2 separate regions of the Homo sapiens genome follow, and region 1 is linked to region 2. Evidence: chromatin loops called from intact Hi-C (ENCODE). Cell type or tissue: heart right ventricle. All regions are shown on one strand. Each heading gives the region's core, and the rest is flanking DNA. Links, peaks and the distances in the headings are about the cores only. Region 1 overlaps CORIN (corin, serine peptidase). Region 2 overlaps CORIN (corin, serine peptidase).

Region 1 (16,883 bases), core at 4,973-12,972, 72 kb after region 2:
GATCCTGTGGTATTTGTCTTTCTGTGCCTGACTTACGCCACTTAACGAAGTGTCCTCCAGGTTGATCCATGTTGTGGCAAATAACAGGATTTTTTTCTTTTTTATGGCTGAATAGTATTCCATTGTGTATATGTGTGTGTGTGTGTGTGTGTGTGTGTGTATCACATTTTCTTTATGCATTCATTGGTTAGTGGATACTTAGGTTGATTCCATATATTGACTATTGTTCCATTGTCTCTCTCCCTCGCCTGGGGCCTTCCTATTCTGCGAGACACAGTAATATTCAAATTAGGCTAATTAACAACCCTACAATGGCCTCTAAGTATTCAGGTGAAGGGAAGAGTGGCATATCTCTCACTTTAAATGAAAAGCTAGAGATGATTAAGTTTAGTGAGGAAGGCGTGTTGAAAGCCAAGATATGCTGAAAGCTAGGCCTCTTGCACCCAACAGTTAGCCAATTGTGAATGCAAAGCAAAAGTTCTTATAGGCAACAAACAGTGCTACATCCGTGAACACACAAATGATTAGAAGGCAAAACAGCCTTATTGCTGATATGGAGAAAGTTTTTGTGGTCTGGATGGAAGATCAAAACAGCCACAACATTCTCTTAAGCCAAAGCCTAATCTAGAGCAAGATTGTAACTCTTCAATTTTGTGAAGGCTGGAAGAGGTGAGGAAGCTGGAGAAGAAAAGTTTGATGCTAGCAGAGATTGGTTCATGAGATTTAAGGAAAGAAACCATCTCCATGACATAAATGTGCAAGATGACGTAACAAGTGCTCATTTAGAAGCTGCAGCAAGTCATCTAGAAGATTTAGCTAAGATCATTGATAAAGATGGCTACACTAAACAGCAGATTTTCAGTTTAGGCAAAACAGCTTTGTACTGGAAGAAGATGCCATCTAGGACTTTGCTAGCTAGAGAAGAGAAGTCAGTGCCTGGCTTTAAAACTTCAAAGGACAGACTGACTCTGTTGTTAAGGTCTAATTCAGCTGATGACTGTAAGTTGAAGCCAATGATCTTTTACCATTCCCAAAATCCTAAGGCCGTTAACAAGTATGCTAAATCTACTCTACTCATACTCTATAAGTGTAACAGAAAAGCCTGGATGACAGCACACCTGTTTACTGATAGACCAATGGAATGGAATCGAGATCCAATAAATAAATCCATGCCTTTACATCAAACTGGTTTTTGACAAAAGCACCAAGAACACTCAATGGAGAAAGGACAGTCATTTCATGCAATGGAGAAAAGACAGTCAATAAATGGCATTAGAGAAACTGCTTACTGATTATTTTGAAGCCCATTTTTGACACCTACTGCTCAGAAAAAAACAGATTTCTTTTAAAATATTACTACTCACTGACAATGCACCTGGTCACCCAAGAGCTCTACGGAGATGTAAGAGGAGATGAATGTTGTTTTCTTGCCTGTTAACAAAATATCTATTCTGCAGCCCATTAATCAGGGAATAATTTTGACTTTCAAGTCTTATTATTTCAGAAATACATTTCATAAGGCTGTAGCTGCTATAGATAGATTGTGATTTCTCTAATGGATCTGGGCAAAGAAAATTGAAAACCTTTAGGAAATGATTTACCATTCTAGATTCCATTAAGAATGCTTGTGATTCATGACAGGAGGTGAAAACATTAACATTAACAGGAATTTGGAAGAACTTGATTCCAACACTCGTGGATGACTTTGAGAAGTTCAAGACTTTAGTGGAGAAAGTAATTGCAGAGGTTGTGAAAATAGCAAGAGAACTATAATTAAAAGTGGAGCCTAAAGATGTGACTGAATTGCTACAATCTCATGATCAAACTTGAATGGATGAGGAGTAGCTTTTTTATGGATGAACAAAGAAAGTGGTTTCTTGAGATGAAGTCTATTCCTGGTGAAGCTGCTGTGAACATTGCTGAAATGACAACAAAAGATTTTGAATATTACCTTAACTTATTTGATAAAGCAGTGGTGGGATTTGAGGTTTTGATTTGCATTGCCCTGATAATTAGTGATGTTTAACATTTTTTCATATACCTGTTGGCCATTTATATGTCTTCTTTTGAGAAATGTCTATTCAGGTTTTTTTGATCATTTTGTCATCAGGTGATTTGTTTTCTTGCTACTGAGGTGTTTGAGTTCCTTATGTATTTTGGATATTAACCCTTTATTAGATGTATAGCTTGCAAATATTTTCTCCCATTCCATAGGTTGTCTCTTCACTCTGTTATTTCCTTTGCTGTGCAGAAGCTTTTAGTTTGATGAAATCTCATTTGTCTACTTTTGCTTTTGATGTTTGAGCTTTTGGGATCATTTCCCAAAAATCATTAACCAGGCTATAGGTTCCCCCTATGTTTTCTTTTAGTAGTTTCATAGTTTGGGCCCTTACATTTAAGTCTTTAACCCATTTTGAGTTCATTTTTGCATATCCTATGCGATAAGAGTCTAATTTCATTCTTCTGCATGTTGATAGGCAGTTTCCCTAATGCCATTTATTGAGTGTCTTTTCTCCATTGCATGAAATGACTGTCTTTTCTCCATTGTGTGTTCTTGGCACCTTGTCAAAAACCAGTTTACTGTAAAGGCATGGATTTATTTATTGGATCTTGGTTCCATTCCATTGGTCTATGTGACTGTTTTTATACCAATACCATACTGTTTCAGTTACTATGTGTTATTATTCCAGTCTCACACTGCTATAAAGGACTGCATGAGACTGGGTAATTTACAAACGAAGGAGATTTAATTGACTCACAGTTCTGCATGGCTGGGAAGACCTCAGGAAACTTATAATGGTGGAAAGGGAAGCAAACACATCCTTCTTCACATGATGGCAGGAAGGAGAAGTGCGGAGCAAAATGGGGAAAGCCCCTTATAAAACCATCAGATCTCATGAGAACTCACTCACTATCACAAGAACAGCAACATGGGGGTAACTGCCCCTATGATTCAATTACCTTCCACTGAGTACTTCCTATGACAAATGAGGATTATGGAAACTACAATTTAAGATGAGATTTGGGTGGGGACACAGCTAAACCATATCATTATGCTTTGTAGTATATTTTGAAGTTAGGTAGTGTGATGCCTCCAGCTTTGTTTTTTTAATAGGCTTGGTTTGGCTGTTTTGTCTTTTGTGTTTCCATGCAAACTTGGGGATTATTTTTTCTGTTTCTGTGAAAAATGTCATTGGTATTTTGATAGGAATTGCATTGACTCTAGATCACTTTGGGTAGTACGGACACATTGAAAATATGAATTCTTCCAACCATGAACATCCATTTCTTTCCACTTATTTGTGCCTTCTTCAATTTTTTTCAATGTTTATAGTTATTTGTGTAGAGATCTTTCACTTCCTTGTTTATTCCAAAGTGTTTTTTGTAGCTATTGTAAGCAGGATTGGGTTTTTAAAATATATTTTTCAGGCTGGGCGTGGTGGCTCACACCTGTAATCCCAGCACTTTGGGAGGCCAGGCGAGCAGATCACGAGGTCAGGAGATTGAGACCATTCTGGCTAACATGGTGAAACCCCGTCTCTACTAAAAATACAAAAAAATTAGCCAGGCATAGTGGCAGGCGCCTGTAGTCCCAGCTACTCGGGAGGCTGAGGCAGGAGGATGGCATGAATCCGGGAGGTGGAGCTTGCAGTGAGCTGAGATCGTGCCACTGCACTTCAGCCTGGACGATGGAGTGAGACTCTGTCTCAAATATATATATGTGTATATTTGTGTATATATATATATATATATATATATATACATATATATATGTATATATATGTGTAAACTCATTTCAATCATTCTCCTGATTATAATTCAATCTCTACTTGAATGTTAGCTGTAAATTTTTAGTTAAGCTGCTTACAGTTTTCAGGGCACTTTTAGGTACAATTTCCTTTTCCCCTGACCTGATAAGTGTGCTAATATGGTAATTTTTTACTTCTATTTTCATGGATAATGATATCCATTATTATATTAGTTTTCAAGTATCCTTTGGGGCCTTATTTTATTTTTTATTGTGGCATTTATTATTATTATTTTTTGAGGCAGGGTCTCGCTCTGCTGCTAAGGCTGGAGTGTAGTAGTGTGATCTCGGCTCACTGCAACCTCTGCCTCTTAGGTTCAAGCAATTCTCCCTGCTTCAGCCTCCTGAGTAGCTGGGATTACAGGCGCCCACCACCGCGCCTGGCTAATTTTTGTATTTTTAGTGGAGATGGGGTTTCACCATATTGGCCAGGCTGGTCTCGAACTTCTGACCTCAAGTGATCCACCCACCTCAGCCTCCCAAAGTACTGGGATTACAGGTGTGAGCCACCACTCCTGGCCCTGCATTTATTATTATATTTAATTTTATAATTGCACTTTCAGACCAATGCTTCTTGCTGTCACTTAGTGTATGTGTGGGATCTGCAAGCTAAATTTAATAAGCAAAGTGAGTTCAGAGAAGTAAAATGTATTATAAAAAAAAATTCTAAAGTCAAATATATTTTTCTTTTATATTTCATTATTTTGGATCATTCATCATACTAATTTCCCCTGCTAACCAAATAATGAAGATTTGCTTGTATTTCATCCTAGAGACAATACCTACATAATACTATTTAAAACTTAATTTAAAAATATTATAATGGTATGTGTAAATGTTATAGTTTTTAACTTGATTCCTTTGAGACCTCAGATCCTGATCAACTATATCATATGTTATAACAATGAGCTTTCACAGTTTCTCTTTTAGACTGTGTCTGCTTTTAATAAATGTACACATCATGTACTGCAAAACAGGCTAATTGAAATGGAGGAGACCCAGCAGATTATCTCCAGCTTGCTTATATGTTCCAGTACATTGCAGAGATATTCCATGCTCCTGAAGTGAGATTTTAACTTTAAGAATTTGATGTGTTGGTTATTTGTTTTTCCCTCTGACATATTGATTTGCCATTAGGTCCTAAACAACTATTCTTAATATCTAGAGCAATTTTATAAAAAAAATTACTTAGCCACATGACTAAGATTAAAAATTACACCTGAAGCATGGAAACTACATGTTTTCTGTCATGTACTCAATTTTCCATAGTATACTACAGTTTTCTTTAGTGTACTTAATCCTTGTAGGTTTGCAGTGAGAACCAAATGAGTTTCCTCAAATGAGCTTCTTGAAAAACACCATACTGTTACCCAAATTTTATATTATGTGTGTTCACTGAAGATTAAAGAATTTCATCTGGCAACTGCAGAGAATGCGCTTGAAAGTTTGGGGGCAGATTACATTTGATTCAAAGCATAGCTCTGCCCATAGCCAGTTGTAAGTCCCTACCATAGTTTCTGAAGCCCTTTTTGCTTCTCTAGTGTTGTTGACCTGGCTCCAGTTGCACTGACCTTCCTTTCTACCTCTCAAAAATGCCAATCTCTTTCTAGCTTCCTTTGTGTATAATGTTCCTTTTACCTGGTAGTATCTTTCTCCTCACACTAAGCCCTCTTCTCAGAAGACATCTCTGCAGACAAATCTCTGATCACCCTCAATAGGGCCTGTTATCTTTCACCATGGCACAGTTATAACCCCTTTTGCCTGTCTGTTTATTGCCTCTCTTACTTTACAAGCTCCACAGTGGCAGAGAACTTGTTGACTTTGTACATCATTGTATACCCATTGTTCAGAACACTGCCCAACACATAGCAGGTGCTCATTAAATAGCTGAGTAAAGGAATAAATGAACTCTTCAATCAGGGAACCCTCCTAAATGTCTAGGTTAATGAGAGTTCAAAATATGTTGACTATAGTTGTACTACACTTTTTGTATAATTTATATGTTCCTAAAATTTTTGCATAAATCAAATTTTGTGTGTATATTAAGGGAATTGAAACTTTAAGGCGACTTGGATAATATTTCCAGAGATAATTTAGCTTCCTTCTGAAGCTCCTGAGCTTCCCTTTTTAAAATCAGGCAACACTGATGATCTGGTTGGCAGAATAACCAGCTAACAGATACTAAATTAACTCTCACTTCTCCATCACTGTTAAAATCCTGGACCTAATGGATGAGGAATTACTAGATTGTGCCTGAAGACTGGCTTAGCAGCTCTGTGCTTCTTCTTAATATTAACTCATATGCACTCAGTTAAAAAGACTTTCTAATTGAAAATTTTAGCATTAAAGTTTATATAAAGAACAGAAAGAAAACAACAATAAAATATGTAGAGGATACTGATGAGAATAGCGATTGAGAATCTGTTCATGTGAAGAATACTTGAGGGAACTGGGGGTGTGAAACTTTGAGGGCATACCATGGCCGTTCTTAGATGTTTCTGGGCCATGAGATGGAAGGGGGAGCATACTTTTTCTGTGTTCTTCCACAGGGCAAACATATTAATAGAACTAGTAATTGAAAGTCATTGAGAAGTAAATTCCTACTTAGCTAAAGGAAGAATTTTATGGATAATAAACTTGTGTAAATATAGAATTGTTGTCTCAGGAAATGGTGAGTTTGCTATTACTGGAGGTATTTAAACTGACTGATGAGAACTTACTGGAGACACTAGGGTAAGGAATCCAGCATCCTAAGGTTACTTGGTTTTTCACTGGGTTGAGAGGCAGGTCCGTTTACAGTGGCCCATGGCACTGATGAATAAGGAGCTCCAAAAACTCATGAAACAAGATGAAGAAAATTAAATTTAGCATAGGTTTTCTCAAAAACTCTTTTATGTTTGCTTTGGAATACTAATCAGAGAATCTACTTGAAGGTTTTGGGGGGCATTGTGTTGACATATGATGGATCATATCCAGTAGCAACAACTGGCCACCTAACTGCCTTCAGAAAGAATGGGCTGAGTTAACTGCAGGACTTCTGGTTTACTAAGTTGAGTTTGCAAATTGGGTCCCTGCTACCTGAAGTCCTGTTTCTCTTCAGTGCAAATCTCAGTTTCTCAGCTAAATAAATATTAAACAAATATTTAAAGAGTATCACCCTGGGGAGGAGCCAGGTCATCTGCTTGGACCCCTCTGTGTATTGGATGGATTGGTCTTTGCTTAAACAGTTCATGGTAGAAAATAGAATTTCAGGCTCTAGGTGTTAAGTTACATATGTCCCAAATTGTATCTCATTTGGGAATAAATGGAAACATTAAGGAATTAAATACTTTCATATTTATAATTTTTTAAAATATATATAGATCAGTAGTCAAACAAAAAAGATGAGCACTGTTGCTGTTACCAAAGAAATATTCTGAAGTCATTTGCTGCTTACTTTCCTGAATTTATCTGCTAACCTGGAAACAGCAGTCAGCCACATGAGTTCTGGCAACCTGGCTGTTTAGGCAGCTGGTTGTAGCAAAGTTCCCTTTTCAACATCAGGCAACACTGGTGACTTAGTTGCTTTTTTGGCATTATGCATAAAATATGAAGTGATAGATGAGGTTTCATTTTATGAGCCAAAATAGCTCAAAGCATAGGTAAGATACTGTCATATAATTCCAATTACTTTCATTTTACAAAGATGTAAAGCTAGAGAATCAGGCCATGACAGATCAAATATTTCTAAAAATGCCTTGTCATGTTACTGACAGTGTCACAAGCACACACATTTCATCAAGCTCTGTGCAGTACTTTTCTCCTCAATAATTCATCGGTATTATGTGTTGAGGAAAGTGAGGGACCCTGAATGGAGGGACCAGCTGGAGCCGTGGCAGAGAAACATAAATTGTGAAGATTTCATGGACATTTATCAGTTCCCAAATAATACTCTTATAATTTCTTATGCCTGTTTTTACTTTAATCTCTTAATCCTGTTATCTTCTTAAACTGAGAATGTACATCACCTCAGGACCACTATTGTACAAATTGATTGTAAAACGTGTGTTTGAACAATATGAAATCAGTGCACCTTGAAAAAAAACAGAGTAACAGCGATTTTCAGGGAACAAGGGAAGATAACCATAAGGTCTGACTGCCTGCGGGGTCGGGCAGAATACAGCCATATTTTTCTTCTTGCAGAGAGCCTATAAACGGATGTGCAAGTAGGAAAGATATCACTGAATTCTTTTCCCAGCAAGGAATATTAATAATTAATACTCTGGGGAAGGAGTGCATTCCTGGGGGGAGGTCTATAAACGGCCACTCTGGGGTTGTCTGTCTGATGCGGTTGAGATAAGGACTGAAATACGCCCTGGTCTCCTGCAGTACCCTCAGGCTTATTAAGGTCTGGAAAAGATCGCGTCCTGGTAAAGTTGAGGTCAGACTAGTTCTCTGCTCTCGAACCCTGTTTTCTGTTGCTTAAGATGTTTAACAAGACAATATGTGCACAGCTGAAAACAGACCCTCATCAGTAATTCTAATTTTGCCCTTTACCTTGTGATCTTTGCTTTGCCCTTTGCCTTGTGATCTTTATTGCCCTTTAAAGCATGTGATCTTTGTGACCTATTCCTTGTTCGTACACCCCCACCCCTTTTAAAGTCCTTAATAAAAACCTGCTGGTTTTGCGGCTCAAGGGGACATCACGGATCTACCAATATGTGATGTCACCCCTGGAGGCCCAACAGTAAAATTCCTCTCTTTGTACTCTCTTTATTTCTTAGACTGGCCAACTCTTAGGGAAAATAGAAAGAACCTACATTGAAATATTGGGGGCTGGTTCCCCCGATAATTATGTGGCTCTGACTAGAATGTATAAATAATACTTGTGATTCAATTCATTTGAATATCCGTATTCATGGCATCCTTTTATAATGTGTAAAAATCAAAACAACTGCAAAATAATTCAACAATTGCACATTTCTTTTGTGATCTGTTAATCTCTCATCCCCTGGGCCCTGGTAAGTATGCCAAATATTAATGAGAATCAGGAATGTGTTGGTTAAAAGAGTATGGACTTTTATATTCTCTTTCAGAGTGGCTGTGTCATTTTTACATTATTTATGCCCATCTTAATTCAAACTGTGTTTATCTGTTAGTATTTTCTAAGTTTCTGTATTTTAAGAGGGACACACTGCTATTGGCATAGCAAACAAGACCCTCAGTCTGTAGGCTTTTCATTTATGACAGTTTTACTGACATTTAACTCTTACGTGGGCATTACTTAAATGTTGAATAGTGCATGTAGAACCTGCTGACCTGAAGTGGAGGGCACCTCTTGGGCAGGGTAGTGTGAGCTTTTGTATTCCCAATTAAGTTGGGAGTTAGGTTCTCCTCCCAACTTTGCTACTGACAGCTTTATCTCAGGCAGGAGTCACCTCTGCGTGTGATTCATTTACTTATTCAACAGATAATTATGGAGTGCTGACTGTGCACAGGAGGGATAGAGCTGCAGATGAAATAAACAAATATCCCTGGCTTCACAGAGCTTATGTTATGCCGGTGAGAGATAGGCAGTAAGCAAATAAATAGACAGATAATAAATACTCGTTTAGCGGATAGTGATAAGTGCAATGAAAATAGCAAAGCAGGGGAATGGAGAGCTTTGGGAGGGTGGGAGTATGGTGAAAAGAGGTGCAATTTTAGGCAGTGTTGTTCAGGAAAACTCACTGCGAAGCTTACATTTGATCCATGAGGATCTGGAAGTCCGGGAGGTGAGGGAGAGCCGGATATACTGAGCATCCTGTCATAATTGATTGAAGTGGGAAAAGAGGTCATGATGGGATCAGTCCTGCAAGCAGTTACTGTTGCCAAGGTTGGGAGTGTGGGTGGGGGGGCCTGACGTAAGGGAGGAATAGAGGGTCTTACTAGGAACTAGCTCTATCTCAGCTCCTGGCATCAGTTTATTCAACAAAGATACCTGGAAAATTATCAATTTATTCCTTTAGCAAACACTTATTGGTGCCTATAATGTGCCAGGCACACTGCTAGATGCTGGGTTACGCAAATGAATAAAACATACTACTGTCTTCAAGGGACTTAGCGTAATAGAGGACCAGACATAAACACAATTAAATTGCTGTAAAATGTGATCAGTTTACAAGGCATGGAGGTAACACAGAGAAAGGGGAGGAATTCATTTTATCTGGCATTATTAGGGAAGGCTACTAGCAGGGAGGAGGTAACTGCTGAAATTAATTTTGGAGGAAGAAGAAAAATTTGCCATGTAAACAAGGTGGGGTAAAAAGGCAATTCAGATGAAGTAACAGCCAGATCTACCATATATTAGAGAGAGTACAGCTGGCTTAATTTTTCTAGAAAATAAAATGGGAGAGAAGGGAAAATGGATTTGACGGATTTTTAGGAAGTAATATTGGCAGTATTTAGTGATTATTTGCATATGAATGTCTAAGTTGACTGGAAGGCAAAGGCTTTTGGACTTGGAGACTTAGGTAGATGGTATTACCACCAAAAACATAATGTATATGCAGTCAAATGCTCTACCCCTGAGCTATACTCCCCGAAAAAATAATGTATGTGAAGGAGGAGTGGTAGAAGTGGTGGAGAAGGAGTTAATATTGAGATCATTTCTTATGTGGATTCAAGAAGTTCATGGCTGTAATTTTCTTTTGAGTGGAAATGAAAACAGCTTTCCTTCTGTAGTAGATGACATGATTTAGACTTTTATTCAGTGGTGTGCTGGTAAATTGGATCCCTGAGGAAGAAAAAACAAACCAACAACAAAACCATTATTTGCATAATTTGCTGATTCTTGTGGTGTAAACAGTCCCACCAGATGTCAAGCTAATCATAGTTTAACCGTCTGCTCACACATCACTGTGTTTCATCCCTTGACAAGTATTTGCTGAACTTTCACTAGGTGCAAGGCATGCAGCTTTGTGCTGGCTGTTTCTCATTTACTTCTCCATATCTACTTTCCACTCTCCTCCATCCTAACTCTTCCCAGGGGAGGCCGCTTCAACAGTGGCTACTTTCTAGCTTCCTGTTGGGTTCAGCCAATGGAAGCCACCAGCATGAGATCATAGTGTGGGAGAATAGACAGTTTGGGTAGTGATCCCCTGGTTTCCTTTCTGCCAGGTTACATGGGTTGACTGCAACCCACTCACTGTAAGAGGCCACGACCCCTATCAAGCAGCCTTCCCCATACAACTCTCTCCAAGTTCCAGAAAATTCTTTTTCCCCTTGTCTCTTAAACCTAGGGTGCTAACAGCTCCCTGCAGCAGCCTACTGTACTATGCCTTGTTGGTTTATCTAAACCCTGCCTGTACCTTTTCCTTCTGTAGGTGATCAGAGCCCTTCATTAAACATTCTGCAGTGAACCTGCTTTAGTGGCTCACCTCTTTCCTGGTAGGATCATGACTATTACAAATGAAGAAAAAGAAAGACACAGTCCTGGATTTTAGAGTCAGACCAATGTGACCAAAAAATACCACAAATGCTTCCATTATTTATCTTCTGATGGGAGACAATGACACATGTAAAAATTCCCTTGCACCGCTGTCCATCCCCACGTTTAGTGGAGTAGAAACCAAAGAAGCCTCTTTTCTGCTTCTCATACCCCGCTAAGCCTAACCTCTTATATGGTCTCTTGAGGTCGCAGAAGATGCTGACATAGGAAACCAATGCTGTTCGCTTATCATAGGGAGAACAAGCCATCTATTGTTATTTGGGTTTTCCAGTAGTGTTGTCATCTGTTGATTTATGTTCCTGTGTTATCTGTTGCTCATAGATTGTGCAAGGAGGTCAGATAGGCAAGATATTTGGGAGCACTGGACTGGAGTCACAGTATTTGGCTATGAAAATCTGTTTAGGCTTCAATTTCCTCATAATGCAAAAGGAGAAAATGGGAGTAGATTATCTTGGAAGATCCTTCCAGCATTAACATTCTCTTCACGACTAAGTAAGTTCTGCAGCTCTGGGAGGTGCCTGTGACTATGATTTTGTGAGCATTTTTCACTGAACAGCTCAGCCTAACAAAGACAAACTTAGGAATGTATTTTTAAAAAGATGATTGTGTGAGTCTTGTCAATGAATAGAACATCAAACTCAGTAGCATGCCTCTGACAATGTGATGTGTCAAGAAAAGTGTATTAGTTATATATTGCAAACTACCATAAACCTATCAGCTTAAAGCAACACACATATATTATTATACAGTTGCTATGGGCCGGATATCTGGGAGTGGCCCAGCCAGGTCCTCTGCTTTAGGGTCTGTCACATAGGTGAATTAAAGATGTTGGCAGGGTTGGGGTCTTATCTGAAGGCTTGACCTGGGAAGGATCAACTTCCAAGCTCATGTGATTCTTGGAAAAACTTCAGTTCCTTAAAGGCTTTGGTTGGAGGGTCTTAGTTCCTAGCTGTCTATTAGCCAGTGGCAACCTTCAGATCCTTGCCATGTGGGTCTCCTCAATATGACAAGTTGCTTCATCAAAGCCAGTAAGGGAGAGAGTCTGTTAGCAATGCAGAAGTCACAATCTTATGTAGACTAATGATGAAGTTGACATTCCATTACCTTCTGTTGGTTGGGAGCAAATCACTCAGGCAACCTACACTCCAGAGGAGGGGATTAAACAGGGCATGAATACCAGGAAGCAGAGATCATTGCGGGCCATCTTAAAGTCCACCTGTCACAAAGATTCTGTTTTTTTTTTTCTCATGAAAAAAGAGTTTTAAATTCTGAGTTCTCCTAATAATATTTAAAGATTAGTTTATTTGCCAAAAGTAAAAAGTGACAATTGAATGCAATGTGGGATCCTAAATGGAGATCCTGGCAAAATTCAAATAGGGTCCTTAGTTTTGTTAAAGATATTGTATCAATGCTAATGTCCTGGTTCTAATAATTATGCTACAGTTATGTAAGATGTTTACCTTAGTGGAGTCTGGATGAAGGATATATGGAAATTTTCTGTACTATTTTTATAACTTTTCTGTAAGTTTAACAGTAGTTCAAAATCAAAAGTTAAGAGAAAAATGATTTATAAAACTTAAAAATCCATTAACCATATAAGCCTGCTTTGTGGCTATGACTTATTTCATAATTTAAACTTTATGTCCTTATCAGAACTTGTTTTTTGCAGATAAAATCTATATATTAATTTGTATATATACTATAACAAAATTATTTGAAGATAAATTCTCTAACATTTTTATAGATAAACTGTACAAGTTTTGGTAGATAAATAATTTTATAACAGCCTTCCTAGTGAGAACACCATAAAAACTTCACTATCACTATATTGTAGTATTATTTATATAGCTATCAAATGTTTGAACAAATAATTATAGAGGAGGTATAAAAGCTTTCTGCTTTAACTTTAGTTGAAATGTACTAGGTACTTTTGCACAACACCAAATGCACTTCAGACATCAATTTAAAATAATCACCCTTTCTAAAATAGTTTTTAGATAGCTAAAGTGGTCTCCTTCCCTGTGCAGAGCTGTTTTAAAGTCATCAATCTGTTTGTTGCTTGGATATAGACACATATTCCAAAATAGTGTGGCCTATCTCACCACGCTGTTCCATGTGATGAAAAGCAAAATGCTTCAACCTTCCCTAGGCAGTTGAATTTTATGCAAAGTAAGAAAAAATGACTACACATTTTGCTCACTGTTGGAAAGTGTTGCTAGTTATTAATACCCCATCACTATTTCACATATCCTGGTCCAGCAGTTTAAAGCTTATGGGTCTCAGTTGGTTACACCTCTTAAGAGAACTATTTGGAAACACAGTAGACATTTTTCTTAGGCCCTATTTTTAGAATGGAGGGCCTAATGGTATTTTAATGTCTCTATATATTCCCAGAACAAATCTTGAGGAAAATGCCTGTTACCTTTTGAAATTTAGCAAATCTGGTGGGATTATCAGTGCTCCTCTGAGAAACATTGCCTTAAAGAATGAATTTTGACTTACAGAATGTTAGTAGTAAAAGGACTATGAAAAATGGTCCAAACTCCAGCTCTTCCAAAACCTTCACTTTTCAAATGAGGAAACTGAGTTTTGACATGAGTGAGCTATTGCCCAAGATTCAACAGTGGAGGAGTGGCCATGTGAAAGTTGCAGGGTGATAGACTGAGGCTTTCCTGTAGAAAAATGACCACCGTAAGAGTCAATGACAATGATTCCATTTCTGAATTAAAGACTTAACTTTAGAACTTGAAAACAGTCTGCTGGCCTCCTGTATGAAACTTCATTTTTGTTACCCTAGAAGGTTCTAAGAAAAGATGTAGAATGATAAATAAAATGAAATGAAATGAAATGAAATAAAATAAAATAAAATAACTCAGTTCAGAAATGAGGAAAGGTCCAGGAACTGCTTGGGAGAGTTGGGCTCCAGAGTGTTGTTCAGTTTGCAGACATCTTTCTCATCTTCAAAAAATGTTGAATGTTTTTTTTTCCCTTTAAATGGTATCTGGAATTTCATCAGTTAGAGATTCCATTGCCCCAGTGAGCAGTCTTCTTTTAAAGATGCAAAAATCTCTGGGAGGGTTAAGTGTTCATCTATTATTATGCATTATTCTGTGTTTTTTTCATCTATTTTCTTATTTAAAAGCTTAATTGAGATCAGCTGCAATTGGGAGTACTGTTTTGATTGTAGGAAGGGAATAATATGTTTCAAGCACTCTGGTAGAGGTGGCCATCTAGGTGGGGTGCTGGCATCGGGGTGATCACAAGGGCATTGGGACCCTGGGACCTTGGTCAAGAACTAGAAGGCAAAGGAGGAACACCAACGACAAGCCTAGCTTGTTTTATAGCTTTACTGTGGGCTGGCTCACACCTAGAGAAGAAAGCACAAATGTATTTACCCTTTCCTTGTGTTTCTTAGCCCCTTTGACAAATACTGATTCAATGCACATTTGTAGGCTTTTGTAGAATGGAGATCTCACCCATCACGTATATGATGGTGCCACTCACAAAGTGCATATCAAGATTTGCACTCTTGGCTGGGTGCGGTGGCTCAGGCCTGTAATCCCTGCACTTTGGGAGGCTAAGGTGGGCAGATCACCTGAGGTCAGGAGTTTGAGACCAGCCTGGCCAACATGTTGAAACCCTGTCTCTACTAAAAATACAAAATTAGCCGGGCGAGGTGGCGCATGCCTGTAATCCCAGCTACTCGGGAAGCTGTGGCAGGAGAATCGCTTGAAACCAGGAGGCAGAGCCTGCAGTGAGCCTATGGCGCCACTGCAGTCTAGCCAGGGCAACAAAGCCAGACTCCATTTGAAAAAAAAAAAAAGATTTGCGTTGTGCTTTCAAGACATGCATTCATGAAATTAGGACTTACTCGTAGTACAGTAGTAAATAGAATAGGTCCTGGGTCAATCTGCCCGAGTTCTAATCCCGGCTCTGACTCTCATTGCCTCAGTGAACTTGGACAAATGTCTTATTTGTCTGTGCTTCTTTCCTTATTTGTATATTGGGGATTAGTAATAACACCTATTACTCATCCTGTTCTGAGAAATCAGTGAGGTGATGCATGTGTGGTACTAAGAACAGTGCCTGGCAAACATAAGTAACTGCATATAGTAATTTTATGTTCTCCACCTTCCTTTACTGTGTATCCTAGTTTTATTTGAGAAAGTATATTCGCTAACTTCTCTGGGATAAGAGTCAGGACAGGCAGGAAATAATGAAAAACAGTGTTATTTAAGTGATCCTTTCTTAGTCCCAGAAATATCTAATATATTTCGGGTGTCTTCTTTATACCAAGAAACTTGCCTGAACCAATTCATATTTTATATGCTGAAGCTAATTCTTTCAAATACAAAACCTCTTCTTCAACATCCTCACTGTTGAATTTGGTTACATATTAATGTATGTAGACAATTATATGAAGATCAGTATTCCAAAAGATACTCAGTTTTAAGGTGACTTTCTGAGAGGAAGGTAAGATATTTTTATCTGAATGTAATTGTTGAATTCCCTTTTTCCATTTTTATGTACAAAGATCTCTGCCCTAAGATTATTTTACAGACCCTATTAGTTTCATTTGATCTCAACGGCTGGCCTATCCCCTTATGTTTTTGTAATCTGTAGAAGTATGAATGGGGTATTGTAAATGTGCTTGTTGGATCAAGGAGTTTTAAAAGCCCAACTATTAGGTCCTTAGAAGAGAAGAGACAGGGAGAGTAGGTAGAATGTGTCCTGAAACTTGAAACACCAGGATTCTATTCCTGCTTCTGCCATTAGGAGCTATTTGACCTCAAGTCTGTCCTAGAATCTCCCTGGAACTATCTCATTTGAAGGATTTGAATAAGGTATTGTTTAAGGTTTGTTACATATCTAATATTGTACGATTCTGTGATATCTTATTGGCTCCACATTTGTGAAGTGTATGCTTTGATTTAACTGACATGTCTATTTTCTTTCCCAGTTTCCTTAAAACTATTTGAAATGCTTTTAGCAATTGACCAGCCAGGGTGAGAGATGCAGCCTTCAGCTGTAAAGTAGAAACAATTACCTGGGTCTGCAAGGAAGCAAGTCCGTGGCCTTGACTTTGTTAGTATCCCATCTCCATCCACAGAGCTATGGATCTAGGACTGTTTCATGGCATGTTAAGTGAATAAAGATAAGCTCTGGGGGCATCATTACTCATACTATTAACAGACAATTGTGTGCATTTTTTTTTATTTTGCAGATGACAGACTAGAAATCTGAAAAGATAAATAACTGTACAAGGTCTTCCAAGTTGCCACTCATCTGTATAATGTTCATTTTCCAGGGAGGCTGGGGAAGTTAATAATGGAACAGCTTACTCTCTGCTGCCACTCAGAGATACTTGAATTTCTCAAAGGGAAGATAAAAATACAAGAATAACATATTTTTGACCTACTTCTTCCTTTGCAATCTGAGGGCCTTCGTTTCCATGTTAATTTTCCCCTTTTGATATTAAATAGAGCTCTTTTAGGCTGACAACTATATATTTTAGCCCAGTAAATATTAAACAAATTATTGATAAATGTTCCTACAAGAAATAGTTAGATGATGTGGAACTAGCTATTTCTTCTAGAATCAAGACCA
Region 2 (16,883 bases), core at 6,010-14,009:
ATCTCTGCTGTCAGAAATGGTAGGATTTGTTTCTTTGTTAAGGCTGAGTAATATTGTACTGTATGTATATATACATACTGTTTATATATACCCCATTTTTCTTTATCCATTCATCTATCAGTGGACATTAGGCTGCTCCTATGTTTTTGCTATTGTGAATAATGCTGCAATGCACATGGGAATGCAGATGTCTTTTCAAGATCCCAATTTTAAATTCTTTGGTTACATATCTAGAAATGGGATCATATGTTAGTTCTATACTGTATGCTGGTATCATATGCTGGATCATATGATAGTTCTATTTTTAATTTTTTTGAGGAACTTCCATACTCTTTCCCATAATGGTTGCACCAATTTACATTCCCATGAACCATATACAAGAGATGCATTTTCTTGGCATCCAACACTTGTTATCTTTTGTTTTTTGATCACATTAACAGTGGCAAAGGGCTGAAATCTCTTTGTGGTTTTGATTTGTAATTCTCTGTTGATTGGTGATGTTGAGCATCTTTCATATACTTACTGGCCATTTTTATGTCTTCTTTGGAGTAATGTCTATTTAGGTCTTTTTCCCATTTTAAAATCAGGCTATTAGCTTTTTGGCTACTGAATTGAAGGAGTTCCTTATATATGTTGGATATTAATCCTTTATCAGATATATGATTCGCAAATATTTTCTCCCACTTTATAGATTGCCTTTTCATTTTGTTGATCATATCGTTTGCTATGCAGAAGCTTTTTAGTTTAGCATAATCTTATTTGGTTATTATTGCTTTTTTTTTTTTTTTTTTGCCTATGCTTTTGGTGTCGTATCCAAGAAATTATCGCCGAGATCAATGTCAAGATTTTCCTTTATGTTTTCTTTCAGAAATTTTACAGTTTCAGGTCTTATGGTTAAGTCTTTAATCCATTTTAACTTGATTTTTGTGCATGGCATGAGATAAAGTTCCAATGTTATTCTTTTGCATATGTGTAGCCAGTTTTCCCAGCACCATTTGTTGAAGACATATCTTTCCTCCATTGTATATTCTTGGCATCCTTGTCAACTATGTATGTATGAGTTTATTTCTGGGATCTCTCTTCTGTTTGGCCATATGGCTGTTTTCATATGAGTACCATACTGTTTTGATTAGTGTAGCTTTGTAATATATTTTGAAATCATGACGTATGATACCTCTAGCTTTTTTTTTTCTTGCTCGTAATTGCTTTGGTGATTTGTTTCCTAATCTGTTTTTACTTGAGGATCCAGTCTCATCCTAGACTTGGTGAGAAATGTCTCAAGACTTTTTCCACAGGCAGCTTTCTGTGACTCTAGAGCCATGTGATGCAATGGAGTAGCTCTTAGCCAATTGTGGTTGTTTAAATTTAATCAACATTAAATCAAATTAAAAATTTATTTCTTCAGTCTCCTTGGGCACATTTTAAGTGCTCAGTTATTTTATAAAGCTGGTGGCAACTGTATTGGGCAGCACAGATACATGATCTCCTTCGTTGCAGGCTGTTCTCTCAGGCAGTTCTAGAGCTTTCTTTTGCTTGAGTGATGATATAAGATTTTAGGATGATAAAAATTTTCCTAGGCCAAGGCACAGTGGCTCACTGGGATTACTGGAGGCTGAGCCAGATGGATCACCTGAGGTCAGGAGTTCGAGACCAGCTTGGCCAACATGGCAAAACACCATCTCTACTAAAAATACAAAAAAATTACCAGGGCGTGATGGCACCTGCCTGTAGTCCCAGCTACTTGGGAGGCTGAGGCAAGAGAATTGCTTAAATCCGGGAGGCAGAGGCTGCAGTGAGCCGAGATCATCCCAGTGCACTCCGGCCTGGGTGATAGAGCGAGACTCCATCTCAAAAAAAAAAAAAAAAAGAAAAGAAAAGAAAGAAAGAAAGAAAAGAAAAGAAAAAGTTTTCCTGTAAAGCACCTCTATTTGCTTCTTTTTCTTTTAAGAAGTGGTTTCCTATAGCAGAATCACTTCCGTTTGTTGAGGTCTCTTACGTGGCCTAGGCATTTGTTGAATAGTAAATGGCCAGATTGATGTATAAATCACTGACAAGTGAGTATTAGTCACATAATCCTCTGAGTTCTCCCCTTCAGCCTTGATGATTTTGCTTATGTATTGTTCTTTTCCCTCCCTATGAGCTTTATGGCCGATGATTTTCCTGGTTTTACAGCAGAAACTAATACAACAGAAGGAGGCTCTTCTCCCTCCATATGTACTCCTACATGTTGTACCATTTTTTACAAGAATGAAAGCACTATAATACTAAGTACAATGTTTGGGGGAAAGATCCACCAAGTGTTTAATTTAATCAGGCTTAAAAACTAATACTCCACCTCACTACGTAGGACCCCTTCTTGAACTCATCCTCATTTGACAAACTATATATTTTACTTCCATGGCCTTCCTGGTGTGTGTTTCTGTGTGTTCTCTTATTATAAGAACATCAGTCATATTGGATTTAGGCTTCACCCTAATCCAGTATGACCTTGTCCTAACTAACTTCAACTGCAAAGACCCTATATGCAAAGGAAGGACACATTTTGAGGTTCTCGGTGAACATATATTTTGGAGACACTATTCAACCCATTACAGATGCATAGATAGGTCAGTCTTTTCCCTAGCTGGATTTCTTACCCCATGAAGTATATTCTGTTCCTGAGGCTTTACTAAATCTGCTTTAGTGCAAGCACAATCTGTAATGTTTATTATTCTCATGGACAGACGATCATCATGCAGGTTGGGAGATTATGTTCTGCTAATGAGCGCTTTCTACCTGGGTGTGGAACACATGGGATGACTCACCTTGGGACTGCTGAATCAGCTGTTCTTCCCCAAGCCTGTCACTGTCCCCAGTTCTGTCTTCAGTCTCCACCCTTTCTCTTCACTCATAAAGAGCCACAGTCATCCTGGAGCAGTGGCTAGTCTGTTTGCCTCTTTCTTGAGCCTTCTGCATTGGCGTTTGGTCTGCTCTGAGCTCTGCTGAAGGGTGCCCATTAATTATGCCTTCCCTTCTGCCTGCTGGCAGTTGTCCCGATCAGCTCACCTTACAGCAGCTGTTTGCATATTCTCCTGCAATACATTTCTACATGTCCAAACCATCAGAGCTGGTGGTGACAAATGCAGTGTCAATGCTTAATCAGGCTGGTTGAGGATCCAAGGTTGTCCTGTAGGTGATCCATCTTGTCATTAATGTCAGTGCTGAAACTCTGTAAGAGGCTCAAGATGACATCTGTGGAGAAGGGCCAGTCGGCCAACAGGCTGGCTTAGGAGCAGGGCAGAAAATATAGAGGCGAGTTGCGAAGACCATTTTGGTGTCTCCAGCTTGTGCTTCCTTAGCCCAGGGTCCCTTCAACCTGTTAACCTTTAGGTTGACAGCACTTGAAGAGTACTTTTTGTTTGTAGCACTTTGGGGGAGTTTTAAAGTCCTATGCAGCTATGAAAGTAGGTGTCAGTGTCTCTGAAGCCACAAAAGTGTCATTCTGCTGAAGTGTCATAGATAGAGATTGACAGTACCAGGAAATCTTAATCTGAGACTCCAAGAACCTCCTGAATGGTGAAAAATCTTTTTATGCATAGTTCTGTTTGAATTTTTCTGGTAATAGCACCACAACTTCCCAAGAAGTGAAAGCCATAGCTAGACCTAAATAGCTTTAATGTATGAGAATTCAACTATACAGGCTGGACAAAAAGAATACATTCATCTCCTTATTTAACAAACATTTATGTGACAGGTATATTATTAGGCACTTAGGAGACATCTATGAACAAAACAGGGATTCATGCACTTGTGAAGCTTGGTTTCTAACTAAGCAATAAACCCTAAACCATGAGTGCAGGGAGGAGAGATGAATGTTTAATTAATATGAGTCATTCTATTCAGTGTCCTGGAGTAAGAGCAAAAGATGAGAGAAAGGAATCTGCCATTAGTTTCAGAACCTGGTGCCTTTTATGTGTATCCTTTTTGCAGTTCCACGTGTGATCCTGGGTTTAAAGATTGTGCCATTTTATTCCCTAACCTCAAGCCAATTAATTAATCTGGTACTCAACCGATGAGCCTGTTCCAGCTCTGAAACAAAAAAAAAACAAACACCATGTGGGATTTATTGTTGGAAGTTACATTGGTCTCCAATGTGACACTCTCTTAAGGCTTTTCAGGGATTAGTTTGACAGTACATGATTTTCATCTTCATGTGCCTATTTTAGAGCCTTATTCTGGGAGCAAGATGCTACTTCTCTGTAGTGTGGTTTGGAAATCAAAGCTATATTGTTTTATTTACTATTTCTCTGTCATCCTTTAAAACAGTTTTGTCCAAGTCAAGCATCATCAGAAAGGGGAGTTCAATAAGAAGTTGGTATTAGGTTGCTGAGATTTTACAGAAGTCAGTTAACCTTTTAGATCCTGGTTTACTTGTGTAAAATGAGGTAGTTGGACTATTTACTCTTTCAGGGCCTTTTTCAATCTAAAGGCTATAATTTTTATGTGGCAGCAGAAAATGAGCAGGACACTGTCCCATTTTACTTTATTGTTTCTCTCTTCCCTTTCTGATAGCTGACAAGTGGTGTGTTTTTTCCTTCCTGACACCAGATGCATGGTATCTTTCCTGACACCACTGCTGCAACTCTCTGACACCAACTGGGTGTCCAATAATTCAACTCAATTCTGACACTATCTACCTGGAGTTAGTGCCAGATCCCACAAGACTGCCCCCACTTTAGATGACAGTTGCAAGTTCTGGGCCACCTGCACTTCTGACTGATTGGCCATGAATCAGGGGTTCCCATAACTCCCTCCCTCTTCAGGTTTGATAATTTGCCCTGATGGCTCACAGAACTCAGGACAACACTTAACTCACATTCACTGGTTTATGATAAAGGATACGAATGAACAGCCAGATGAAGAGGTGCCTAGGCCAAGGTCCAGAAGGTCCAGAAGGTCCAGAAGGGTCCTGCCCCAGTAGAAATATAATGTTAGCCACAGATGTAATTTTAGATTGTCTAGTAGCTGCACTGAAAAAGCAAAAAGAAACAGATAAATTTGAACTTAATAAGATAGCTTAACTCAATGTATCCAAGATTTCATAATTTTAATATGTAATCAACATAAAAATTAATGAAATATTTCACCTTTTTTTTTTTTTTTTTTTTTTTTTTTTGAGACGGAGTCTCGCCCTGTCACCCAGGCTGGAGTGCAGTGGCGCGATCTCGGCTCACTGCAAGCTCCGCCTCCCGGGTTCACGCTATTCTCCTGCCTCAGCCTCCTGAGTAGCTGGGACTACAGGCGCCCACCACCATGCCCGGCTAATTTTTTGTATTTTTAGTGGAGACGGGGTTTCACCGTGTTAGCCAAGATGGTCTCGATCTCCTGACCTCGTGATCCGTCCGCCTCGGCCTCCCAAAGTGCTGAGATTACAGGCATGAGCCACCGCGCCGGGCCTACCTTTTTTTTTCATAACAAGTCTTTAAATTTCACTACCCTTACAGCATTTCTCCATTCAAATGAGCTACACTGCACATGCTCAATAACGACATGTAGCAAATGTCTGCGGTATGAGAGAATACAGGGTTATATGGTGTGAGATGGTCTGAACAATGACCCCTGGAATAAACCCACATCTTAATCCCTGAGACCTGTGAATATTATTTTATATGTCAAAATTGTCAAAAGGGACTTTGCAAATGTAATTAAATTAAGGATTTTGAGATGGGGAGATTATCTTGGATTATCTGGGAGGTCCTGATGTGATCACAATGCCCTTAGAAAGTGCAGGAGCTTCTGTCCCCATGGAGTTGGAGTGCTCCCAGAATGTAGATGTGTTCACCAATTCAGAAACTCTAAGCCCTGACACTTAGGGGTTTTTATGGAGATTTTGTTCATCACACAGGCATGAGTATGTGGTTATTAATTCAATGTCTAGCCCTCTCTCCTCCCAGGAGGTTGGGGAGTAGGGCTGAAAACTCTAGGCTTCTAATCAAAGTTTGGTTTTTCTGGAGACCAGCCCCTATCCTGAAGCTAGCTAGGAGTTTTCAAGAATCCAAGAATCACCTCGTTAGAACAAAAGTTAGAACAAAAGGTGCTCTTATCACTCTTATCACTCAGGATATTCCAAGGGATTTAAGGAGTCCTGTGTCAGGAATTGGGAAAAAAAACAAACACATACTTCTGATTATGCCATAGGAGTGCTGCCTGGGTAAGGGGCATCCTACATGACCTTAGTGTCCACTTCCCTCTTAGTGGGCATTTGCTAATTCTTCTTACAGTGACCCTCTGCCAAAGTGAAAAATTGCCTGTTCAACCCCAAAAGACTGATCAGAGGAAAGCTGGGAGGCAGTTTAAACTACCATAGCTCTGGTTTCTCTGAGGGTATCTACTCTGGCTAGAGGTCAGATCCGAACATCTTACCTATGTATGCAGCTATGGGTGGTGAACAGAACGAGGAGAGACAGTCATTGGTATCAGGGCTCTTCCACCAGATGGCCCAGGATCAAGCTGGGTGCCAGGTGTGCCTCTGGGTGCTGAGGAAGTGTGACACAGGAGAAAATCTTCTTTAAATAACTGGGTGGGAAATATGCCCCTATGCCTTCAAAGTTAAGAAATAATTTTTAAAAAAACATAATAAAAATGTGCTCAGAATAGCAAAAGAGCAGAACTTTAAGGTAGAAAGGGAAAATCCTGAGATCTCTGAAATTTAGGAGGGTGGAAAGTAAAACCACTCAGGAAGTAGAGTGAGCCTGATTAAACCACTAAACCCAAACCAGGAAATCAGTCAGGCAGCCTTGGGTGCAGAGGTGCATAGACATGGGCTCAAGTTCTAGCTTATCACTTACTGACTGGGTGCTCCTCCAGCAAGTTAATTTCCCTTAGGCTCCATTTTCTTCTCTGAAAAGTTGGAATAATACATCTCTTACAAGGCTGTAATGAGGACTTAATGAAAGAATGTATTAATGAAAATGCTTTATTAGAATGCATGTTGCTGGATAAATGTATTTTTTTTATTGTTACGCTTATCTAGTTGTGCATATCCCTAATAAAATATCTCTCTTGAATTGACATCTTAATTGCAGGAATTTAGTGGCTCTCTCTAGAGAAAGAAGAAATGTTGCTTCCAAAGTCTGGGCTCTCTTATAAGTAAGGCAAAAATAAAACAACTGAAAGTTAATGTCACCCTGCCTCCTTTATGGTCTGTAGTAGGACTGCTCCAATAGAAATATAATGTTAGCCACAGATGTAATTTAAAATTGTCTAGTAGCTGCACTTGAAAAAGCAAAAAGAAACAGATGAATTTAATCTTAATAAGATAGCTTATTTAACTCAATATATCCAAGATTTTATAATTTTAATATGTAATCAACATAAAAATTATTAATGAAATCTTTTACCTTTTTTTCATAACAAGTCTTTAAATTTCACTACCCTTATAGCATTTCTCAGTTCAAATGAGCTGCATTGCAGGTGCTCAATGACAACACATAGCGAGTGTCTATGGCATTAGAGGGTACAGGGCTTTATGGAGCGAGATGTTCCGAACAATGACCCCCTAGATAAACCCACATACTAATGCCTGAGACCTGTGAATATTATTTTCTATGTCAAAAGGGACTTTGCAAATGTAATTAAATAAAGGATTTTGAGATGGGGAGATTATCTTGAATTATGTGGGAGGTCCTGATGTGATCACAAAGCCCTTAGAGAGGCAGAAAGGTCAGAATCACATGTGACAATTAGTGATGGTGGATGTAGAGATGGGAGGAGAAATGTGCTTTGAAGATACAGGAAGGGGCCACAAGCCAGGGAATAGACACAGCCACTATAAGCTGAAAAAGACACAGATTTTCCCCTGAGAGCCTTCAGAAGGAAGCAGCCTTGATAACACCTTGACTTTAGTCCAGTGAAACTGATTTCAGACTTCCAACCTCCAGAACTGTGAGACAATAAATTTGTGTTGCTTTAAACTACTAAGTGTATGGTAATTTGTTACAGCAGCAAGAAGAAACAACTATATAACTGATACACAAATATTCACATCATTTCCAAGCGTGTTTTGTGAAGGTGTTGCCCTGGCTGCAGAGTCTTAGACAATCACAGTTGTTCATCTCAGCTTGTGCTGGGGTAGGCATTTGCAGTCATTCCTAGGGTTTTTGTGCATTACTGCTATCTTCCCTTAGCGCTGGGGTCTATTTCTTTCTCTGACCCAATTGCCGCCTTTGATGGCAAAAACTCAGTTGGTGTCTTATCACTGCCTTTAAGGACGAACAGAGGAAGGAGGTTTTCTTATTAGGGTACAGTGAGCAGCAGAAAAAAGCAATGGTTGGCTGGATTCAGTGGCTCACACCTGTAATCCTAGCACTTTGGGAGGATGAGGCTGGCAGATTGCTGAGGTCAGGAGTTCGAGACCAGTCCGGACAACACGGTGAATCCCTGTCTCTACTAAAAATACAAAAATTGACCAGACATGGTGGTGGGCACCTGTAATCTAGTAAGCTAGTTGGCAGGCTGAGGCAGCAGAATCATTTGAGCCTGGGAGGCAGAGGTTGCAGTGAGCCGAGATCACGCCACTGCACTCCAGCCTGGGTGACAGAGTGAGACTCCATCTAAAAAAAAAAAAAAAAAAAAAAGCAGTGGTTTGAAAAAGTTACTGGTGATTTTTACTATCTGCTCACTTTTTTTTTCTGGTAAGTGTAAAAATGTTCTAAAAGTTATTCATTTAAAAGAATTACTGCAATGTGGGCTTGGTGGGATTCAAGTGTTACTCTTACGTCTTTATCTATGAATGTTAGCGAATGTGTGATTAGGCCAGTGATCCTAGAACTTTAGTGTGCATGAGAATTACCTGGAGGGTCTGATCCAACATGGATCGCTGGGTCCCATTGTCAGTTTCTAATTTAACAGGTCTGGGTTGAGACCCAAGAATTCATGTGTCTAACAAGTCCCAGGTGATGCTAATTAGCCGCAGATAGGTGTGGTGTGGGAAAGCCCGGCAGAATACCTCGCCTGCAAGGGGGACTCCCAGGCCTCACTTCTATGGGGAGGGGGCCACATAATTGCCAGGAAAGACTCTGAGGCTGGCTTTCCATCGCTGATCCGGACACTTACAGAGCCCTCCTCCAGCAACAAGCCCAGCAATTGGTTGCTAAGGAACTGGAGAGTCCGCACACAGCCTCTCTTGCTTGGCTCTGTTTTGTGTCTCGCACCCTGAGGCCTGAAGCAGATGACAATTCTGAGCTTCTCAAGTCTCAGTTAAAAATACCTCATTTGCCACAGGCCAGCGGTGTGCTCACATTTCCCAGGTGGAGTGACTCCCTGGACCTGCGGCTGCCCTGGTGGAAAGTCTGTAAGCAGATAACACCAGGTTAAAAATAGCCCTGGGGAGGCCCCTCAAAGCTGTCACACTCAGCTGCCCACGTTGGGTAAGCAAGGCAGAGTGGGGAGGGATCTTTCAAGCTAGGAATGACTGAAGGACTGTCTGGCTGTGTCCAGTTTCATTCCCTAAAGAGGTTAGGACAAACTTGAGAGTTTAGCGTTCTCTTTCCCCTTGGCCTTTGTGGTTTTTTGAATTCAAAATCTAGACTTGGATACACAGCTCTAATCTGGCCTGTGGTGCTTTTTATTCTGCCCTCTTCTGCAGAACAATAGAATCATAACAATAGAATTGAGTTTCCATCCTGTTTGAAATTAAAACAAAGAAGGTGAACCTGGGGCATGGTGGCTCATGGCTGTAATCCCAGCACTTTGGGAGGCTGAAGGGAGAGGATTGCTTGAGGCCAGGAGTTTAAGACCAGCCTGGGCAACATACTGAGACTCTGTCTCTACAAAGCAAAAAAAGAAAGAAAGAAAAGCTTTTCCTAAGGCATCCTGGTGAGAACGTGAAGTGGCCCCAACAAAGGACCTGCAAGATCTCACCTGGGTGTGCCTTGGTCAGTGGTCCGAGTTGTTTTATGACAAGCTCAGCTTACCTGTTTGGCCTCCTGGTAGCACTGTGTGTGTATTTTTTTTTTTTTTTTTCTGTTGTTGTTTAACACTACCTCTATTAACTGAATGCAAATAAGAGGAACAAAAATGCTCTTTGAATAAGAAACATATATTCCTAACAATATTCTCAAATCATTTCATGTCAGCCACTCCTAAAAATGCTCTTGTATTGTTATTCTCCTTTATATATGCTTTAGGAGAAAAAAGGAGTAAAAAAAAAAAAAAAAGGAATAGCATTGATTGCTTTCCATAGATTTCAAAACTTTGGATTTTCCTATTCCTTGCTCCTTGGTGAACAACTGAGTCCTGAATGGTTCAGTGGACAGAGTAAGGTGGGTTCTAAAGTGTGGGGAGGGACAGCAGCACGTCAGCCACATCAACAAGGACAGGTGGCCAGCAGAGTATGTTGGTGCCTAAGCAGGGTAAGGATGGTGTGTGTGGAGGTCAACCTAAGATGGGGTTCAGGGTCTGAGTAGGAGGAGGAAGGTGTCCATGCATAGGAGAGCCAGGGCAGAATGAGCACGGCGTCTGGGACAGGGTGAGCATGGCGCCCACATGGCAGCTGGGGCTGGGACATGGGAAATTAGTTACAGACTGGGGGATTGATCAAGCAATTAAATGTATTAACAATAAACCAGCTTTCTCCCTGTTGGAAAAGGGGTTAAAAGTATAGAAAGTATAGTAGATCTGGACCTCTGTGATATGGGATTGAAACTGGAGATATGTGTATAAATATCTGGTTTTCAATGTGTAAAGATAGATATAGAAATAAATACAGAGGCCTATGTGTATGTGTACATATGTGAATGCACACACAATATAAATACATTTTTCCATATAGCTCTTTCTGCTGAGAGAAACTGGGAACAACACCACCCCAGGAACAATGAGCACATCATATGCATACCAAGGGGCCCTCAGATCTTGTTTTTTAAATGTCATTTTCTACAAAAAGGAACCAGGATCCTTGGAGAAATGGCTGATTCCAAGGGTGATGCAAGGCTAGTAGCAGATGAATTCAAAGCATCTTGTTCCAAAAAGCAAGGAAGTGCTCAAAGAATGATGGGGCATGTCACAAGGACACAGCAGCCAGCTTTAATGAACTTCCATTGGCCAAATGGAGGGCAAATTGAGGATCTAAGTAAATTATGATAGTAACAAATTATAAACCATTGAATGAAATAGGAAAACAGTAGTCCATGCTTATGTAAGCGAATAAAAAAAGAAATGGGGCCGGGTACGGTGGCTCACGCCTGTAATCCCAGCACTTTGGGAGGCCGAGGCGGACAGATCATGAGGTCAAGAGATTGAGACCATCCTGGCCAATATGGTGAAGCCCGTCTCTACTAAAAATACAGAAATTAGCCGGGCATGTTGGCACGCGCCTGTAGTCCCAGGTACTTGGGAGGCTGAGACAGGAGAATCGCTTGAACCCGGGAGGTGGAGGTTGCAGTGAGCCGATATCGCACCACTGCACTCCAGCCTGGCATCAGAGCGAGACTCCCTCTCAAAAAAAAAAAAAAGAAATGGAAAGTTTGAAGAGATGGTATATTAACATGGTTTCAAAGTACCTCTCCACAAAATAATGTTACAATGGGGAGGCTTGACCCATCCCAACAGTATCATGTGTTGGATATGACTGTCATCAATAAAAGGACAAATTGATAGGATTCAATGAGAAAAATGCAACATCACTTTTGTGTTATTTCTCCCAAAGATGTCTGAATTTAATCCTAAACCACAACTGAGGAACATTCTACAAAACAACTGGCCTGTAATTTACAAAACTGTGAAAGTCATAAAAGATAAGAGAAGACTGAAGAAGACTAAAGAGACGTGAAAACCAAATGTAATTGTGATTCTAAATTAGATCCTTTTGGTAGAAGGGGTATTATTGAGACTAATGGAAAAACCAGTGGGGTCTGAGAATTAGGTGGTTGCAATATATCAATGTAATCTTCTCATTTTAATGGCTGTGTTGTGTTTAGGCAGGAGAATGTCCTTGTTTATAGGAAATATCCATTAATATATTCTGGAGCAGTGAGGCATCTGGTTAGCAACTGAGTATCAAACGGGTCAGAAGAAAAGTCAGAAGAAAATGGGTCAGTTCCTTATACTGTACCTTCAACTCTTCTGTAAACATGTGTGTTTTAAATTTTTTAAAAAGGAAAAAAGTAAATACATTTTGTTTAATAATTTCAGGAGATATTTCACTTTTGCATTTTTAAAAAATCTACCCTAAGACAAACTTTATTTGTAGTCATGGACATTTTTTCTTTTTGAAAGTAGTGAACAATTTAGTATACTGTTAATATACAACTTAATCTTAAATGAAATATCTTTCCCCTAACTTCTTCAATTGAAAATAGGATTATTTATAATCCCTTAATTCACATCCACAATTCTTAATTGTGTTTCCTTTGAAAAGGATAAAAGTTGATACATGAAAGCTAGGCAAGTATTAAACATTTATAGAACTCTTTTAAATTAGTTTAGTCTGTTCTCATTTGGATCTGGAGGTTTGTCTTTTCATAAGCAAATTAGGTGCATCTATAATATACATAGTTTAAAACATTTATCATTTCTATGTTTGGTTTTGTCTCAAAGTACAGATAACTTTAGCGCTGGGAAGAAATGAGACAATCATTTAAAAAATATTTTCTTGCTTGGGAATACCAACTGTGGAAAGACGTCAAAACAAAATTTAAAAATGTGATGGATGGAACAATGGGATCTACACTCTCAAAAGCCTTCTTTTCTTTTTATCAACTTCTTATAATTTTAGAAAATGTTACATAATTCTTAATACCTTGAACTCCGATCATAAATATTAAACATTCAGACAGTTTTTTTTATAAGTATGTATTAACATATTATTTAAAATATTTAAAACCATCAGTGGAAAGAAGCGGGGAAGGTAAATTATTTGATTATGACTGAAATAATAATTCTAATATTATATATATATAAGTACCTATAATAAATATTAATTAATATTCCTAATCATTGAAGTATTTTCAACATGAGACTGCTCTCTGTTGTAGTTAAATTGAACATATTTTAATAAAAAGGTTGAGGTCAGTTTGTAAGTTCATTTTGTTTTTTTTTTGAGATGGGGTCTCGCTCTGTCGTCTAGGCTGGAGTGCAGTGGCATGATCTTGGCTCACTGAAACCTCTGCCTCCCGGGTTCAAGCGATTCTTCTGCCTCAGCCTCCCGAGCAGCTGGTACTACAAGCACACGTCACCACATCTGGCTAATTTTTGTATTTTTAGCAGAGACGGGATTTCACCATATTGGCCAGGCTGGGCTTGAACTCCTAACCTCATGATCCGCCTGCCTCATCCTCCCAAAGAGCTGGGATGACAGGCGTGAGCCACCACACCCAGCCATGAGTTCATTTTTCACATTGCCATAAATTATTTATGCTGTACTTTCTATAGCATTTTTTAATCATAAAAAGTATGACTCAATCTATAGCATTAATCACAATAGTAATTAAATGAATATTTGTGTAACAATTGACTCTATTTTTCCCTTGATAGTTCGTGTATTCCATAAGGACAGGGACTACTGACTTGTCTATATTCTATTTCTACCTCTTAGCACAGTTTATCAGATCACTTTCTCATGTGTTTTACATTTTTTATTGTGAGCTCATTTTTCGGGCAGGGGGCAGTTTCGGAAGTGCAGAGTGGTTTTGGTTTGCTTCTGATAGGCACCCTAGTAGAATTACCAGTCTGAGATCTACTTTTATATTAATTTCACAGCTTGGGAATTCTACACTTGCTGTACAATGTAAATTTGTACAGCAAATTTTTCATTTCTCATAAGAGCTTTTTATTGTTTTCACTTTTACAGGGATGCTCTTTTTTAGTCCTTTCCTTGGGCTAAGTGGAGCTTTCTAACTTCCTTTTCACTGACAGTGTAGCATTGTGAAAGTCCTGGATTTATTTGAGGTTCTCATTTCCAGCTCCTAACCTAGGCCTTTTCTCAGGTCTCTTTCTTGGCATTCAAACCCCAGACCCAAGCTCCTAGTCTGACGTCCAAGAAAATTTCTCCCCTCACCCTCATTATTTCCCTCTAACCCTAATTTCCAGGATGTCTTAGCCTCAACTTTTACTGTTCTGGCTTTCAGTTTCCCTTTCTTTTCTTGCTCCTAGAAATTCCTCTCTCTTTCTTTTGACTGCCACTATGTATTTAAACTGGCATGAACAATAGTTGAAACCATGGATGGTTCCATTTGAAAGAAGAATGTGTCGGGAGGGGAGGAAAGTGACACTTTCCGGAGTCAGGCACTTTTATACTCCGGACATTTCCCAAACCCTGGGAGATGGGGCTGCTTGTCTGGCTTCAGGATTGTAATAGCAGTTTCAATTAGGATCCCCCTGGATGGTCTATAAAATTATTGGGAGCATTCTGTATTTGGTAGCATTCTGATGATTATAGGTTATGAAAACCTCTTAGAACTGGCTAAACTGACGAAGGGGATTTTATCTTTGGCTTATTTGATGTCTCACAGATCCTAAGGGCAGGAAAGCAGGGACTAGAATTTGGAGGTAGAATTTGGAGGTAGAAGGCTGGTGGGAATTAATGGAATTATGGGCATCAAGGTACACAGATGAGATGCAGGATGCCTCTGATCTCTGATTCTGAATCAGGATCTTGTGAAACCCTTATCCAGTTAAGGCTAATGGGATCATTTCTCCTCTCCCGTTATCCTTCCCATTTTTGGGAGACTCTGATTCCCTTCATGTCTCTCGCTGCTTCTGTCTCCTGCTTTTTTGCATAGGAATGGTTGGTTCCTCATATTAGCCTTTATTACTCCTCGTAAAGAGATTGTCTTTCCCTGGCTATTTTTGTCTCTGTCCCCTCTTCCTCTAGGAAGGCCCTGTTGAGTTTGCAAGAGTTTAACTTCCTTCTTAATTTAGTCATTTCCTATCTATATTTTCTGTAGGTTCAGTAATTTTTGCTCAGTTTGCTTTTAGTTTCTCTTTGTCTTCTGGCCATGATCTTTGCCAACTTGCTCTTCTAGACTTCCTTTGTGAAGTCTCCCATAGTGAGAAATATGAGTAGATTTTGGGTCTGCTGAATGCTTTCATGTTCAAGTAAATCTTGTCTACCATTATCCTCCTGAGTTGGCTAATTCCTACCCAGAAGGTGTTCTCCTCTCAAATCCGCATCTAACCTAGGCTTGGACTCAATCTATTATGGGTTGCCCAGCTCCCTTTTAAATATTTTTCATTTTTGCTATGTCTTCTCTTTTTCCTAATTCCATAAATTTTCTATTATATTACACACACAGTACTTATGTACTCACCTATAATAACTGTGTCAGGCTGAAACTTGATACGTAAGAATTATTGGATAATTTTATGTTGATTTTCCAGATCTTACCCTGTTCAATATATCCAGATTTTCAAAAGCTGCTTGGCATAGTTGTCCAATCTTTTTTTTTTTTTTTTTTCTGTTTTTGACAGAATCTTTCTCTGTCACTTAGGCTGGAGTGCAGTGGTATGATTACATTTCACTGCAGCCTTGACTTCCTGGGCTCCAGTGATCCTCCCACCTCAGCCTCCCAGGTAGCTGGGACCACAGGAGTGCACCACCACGTCTGGCTAATTTTTGCATTTTTGTTAGAGACGAGTTTTTGCCATGTTGCCCAGGGTAGTCTTGAAAACTCCTGAGCTCAAGTGATCCACATTCCTTGGCCTCCCAAAGTGCTGGGATTACAGGTGTGAGCCACCTTGTCTGACCAGTTGTCCAATCTTTTAGGCATGGTTCCTCAGTTGTTTTTACAATCAAATGTCTATCTGCAGCTTTTAAAAAACTGCCTTTTAGTAATTTATCACATCCTTGACCTTTTGGGGACAGACAATTCATTTGTTTTCTGAGAACTTGTCTTTCTTCCTCTGTTTGATTTCTTTGGGTTCCAGCCATACTTTATTGTCTAGTAGTTATCAGAAGCATCTCTCTCTTTCCAATAAACTCTTTAAGCGTATTAGACCTGGGTGCAACTCCTTGCTCGTCTATATCTATCCACACAGACCTTCAGAGTCTCACTTTTTCCTTCTTATCTGCTCAGCCTACCTGCTCAAAACTCAACCCTTCTCTTAAGGAAACTTATGTCTTCCTCTAATTTAGTAGTTTAGTCAACACTTTTTCTGAAAGTAAGACTGAACTATGTTTTTCAAACCATTCCAGATATTTTTTGACCTCCTGAGATAAACATTCTGTAGAGACAGGATGTTTAATGCACAGGCCTTTGAATTGCCTTTTTAGCCTTTGCATTTGCAAAAGTTTTATTGAGTTGTGTTCCTACTTCACCCCAAGAAGAAGGAATACATGATGATAAAGCCTTGTATATTTTTGTTTTCAAATGAAATCTACCAGCTGTAGAAGGGTAAATCTACCAGCTGTAGAAGGGTAAATCTACAGCTGAATCCATGAATTAGGTCTATGAAATCTAGAGACCGGGTCAGAGATTATTTGTTTAACAAATCCAGAGTGAACTTAGGATCATGTGATAGAGGGTGGCTAGAACCTGTGAACAAATTCTGTGCATCTTAAGGATTGAGATCTCCCCTTCTCTGTTTCTTTCCATGGCCCTGAATGTAGCTTAAAACAACATAAGGAGGAATAGAATTTGGGGCAGCCTTTCTTCAGTTTAATACTTATTTTAAGACTGGCACAAATAGTCAAAACTAGAAGCTCACATCTACTTCTTGAGAACCAAAGAATCTCAGCTGTTTTGTAGTTTCCAGGCAGCACCTTTTGTCCTGTTCACCTCCAGAAGCTAAAAACTTGATCCTACCTCAGCCACAGCTGAAACACTGGGAACTGGCATAGGCTGCAGAGACTGTCCAAAGTCTAAAGTCCTACATGGACCATGTTTGGTATGGGTCCACCAAGGCTT

Evidence for each region. Peaks named below come from ENCODE experiments on the same cell type or tissue, not always from the same donor. Only the 100,000 strongest peaks of a DNase experiment are listed, where the experiment ranks them.
Region 1: it touches region 2 in a loop (4-fold over the local background); 12 of 110 quality-filtered maps call a loop at or near these places.

What each region holds. Positions count from the first base shown.
Region 1 is chr4:47,744,758-47,761,640 of GRCh38, reverse strand. All of the region lies in intron 4 of CORIN (corin, serine peptidase), which reads left to right. Among named protein-coding and RNA genes, the nearest start is that of CORIN, 85 kb to the left of the region's middle. In heart right ventricle, for the core only: no CTCF peak of the experiment used is centred there; no DNase peak of the experiment used is centred there; H3K27ac peaks cover 1,577 bases.
Region 2 is chr4:47,817,430-47,834,312 of GRCh38, reverse strand. All of the region lies in intron 1 of CORIN (corin, serine peptidase), which reads left to right. LOC101927179 (a long non-coding RNA gene) reads right to left here and starts at 2,968. Exons shown (of 3, transcript NR_125881.1): 1 at 2,805-2,968. RefSeq lists an enhancer at 8,278-9,864. In heart right ventricle, for the core only: no CTCF peak of the experiment used is centred there; a DNase peak (open chromatin) is centred at 9,291; H3K4me3 peaks cover 132 bases; H3K27ac peaks cover 1,748 bases.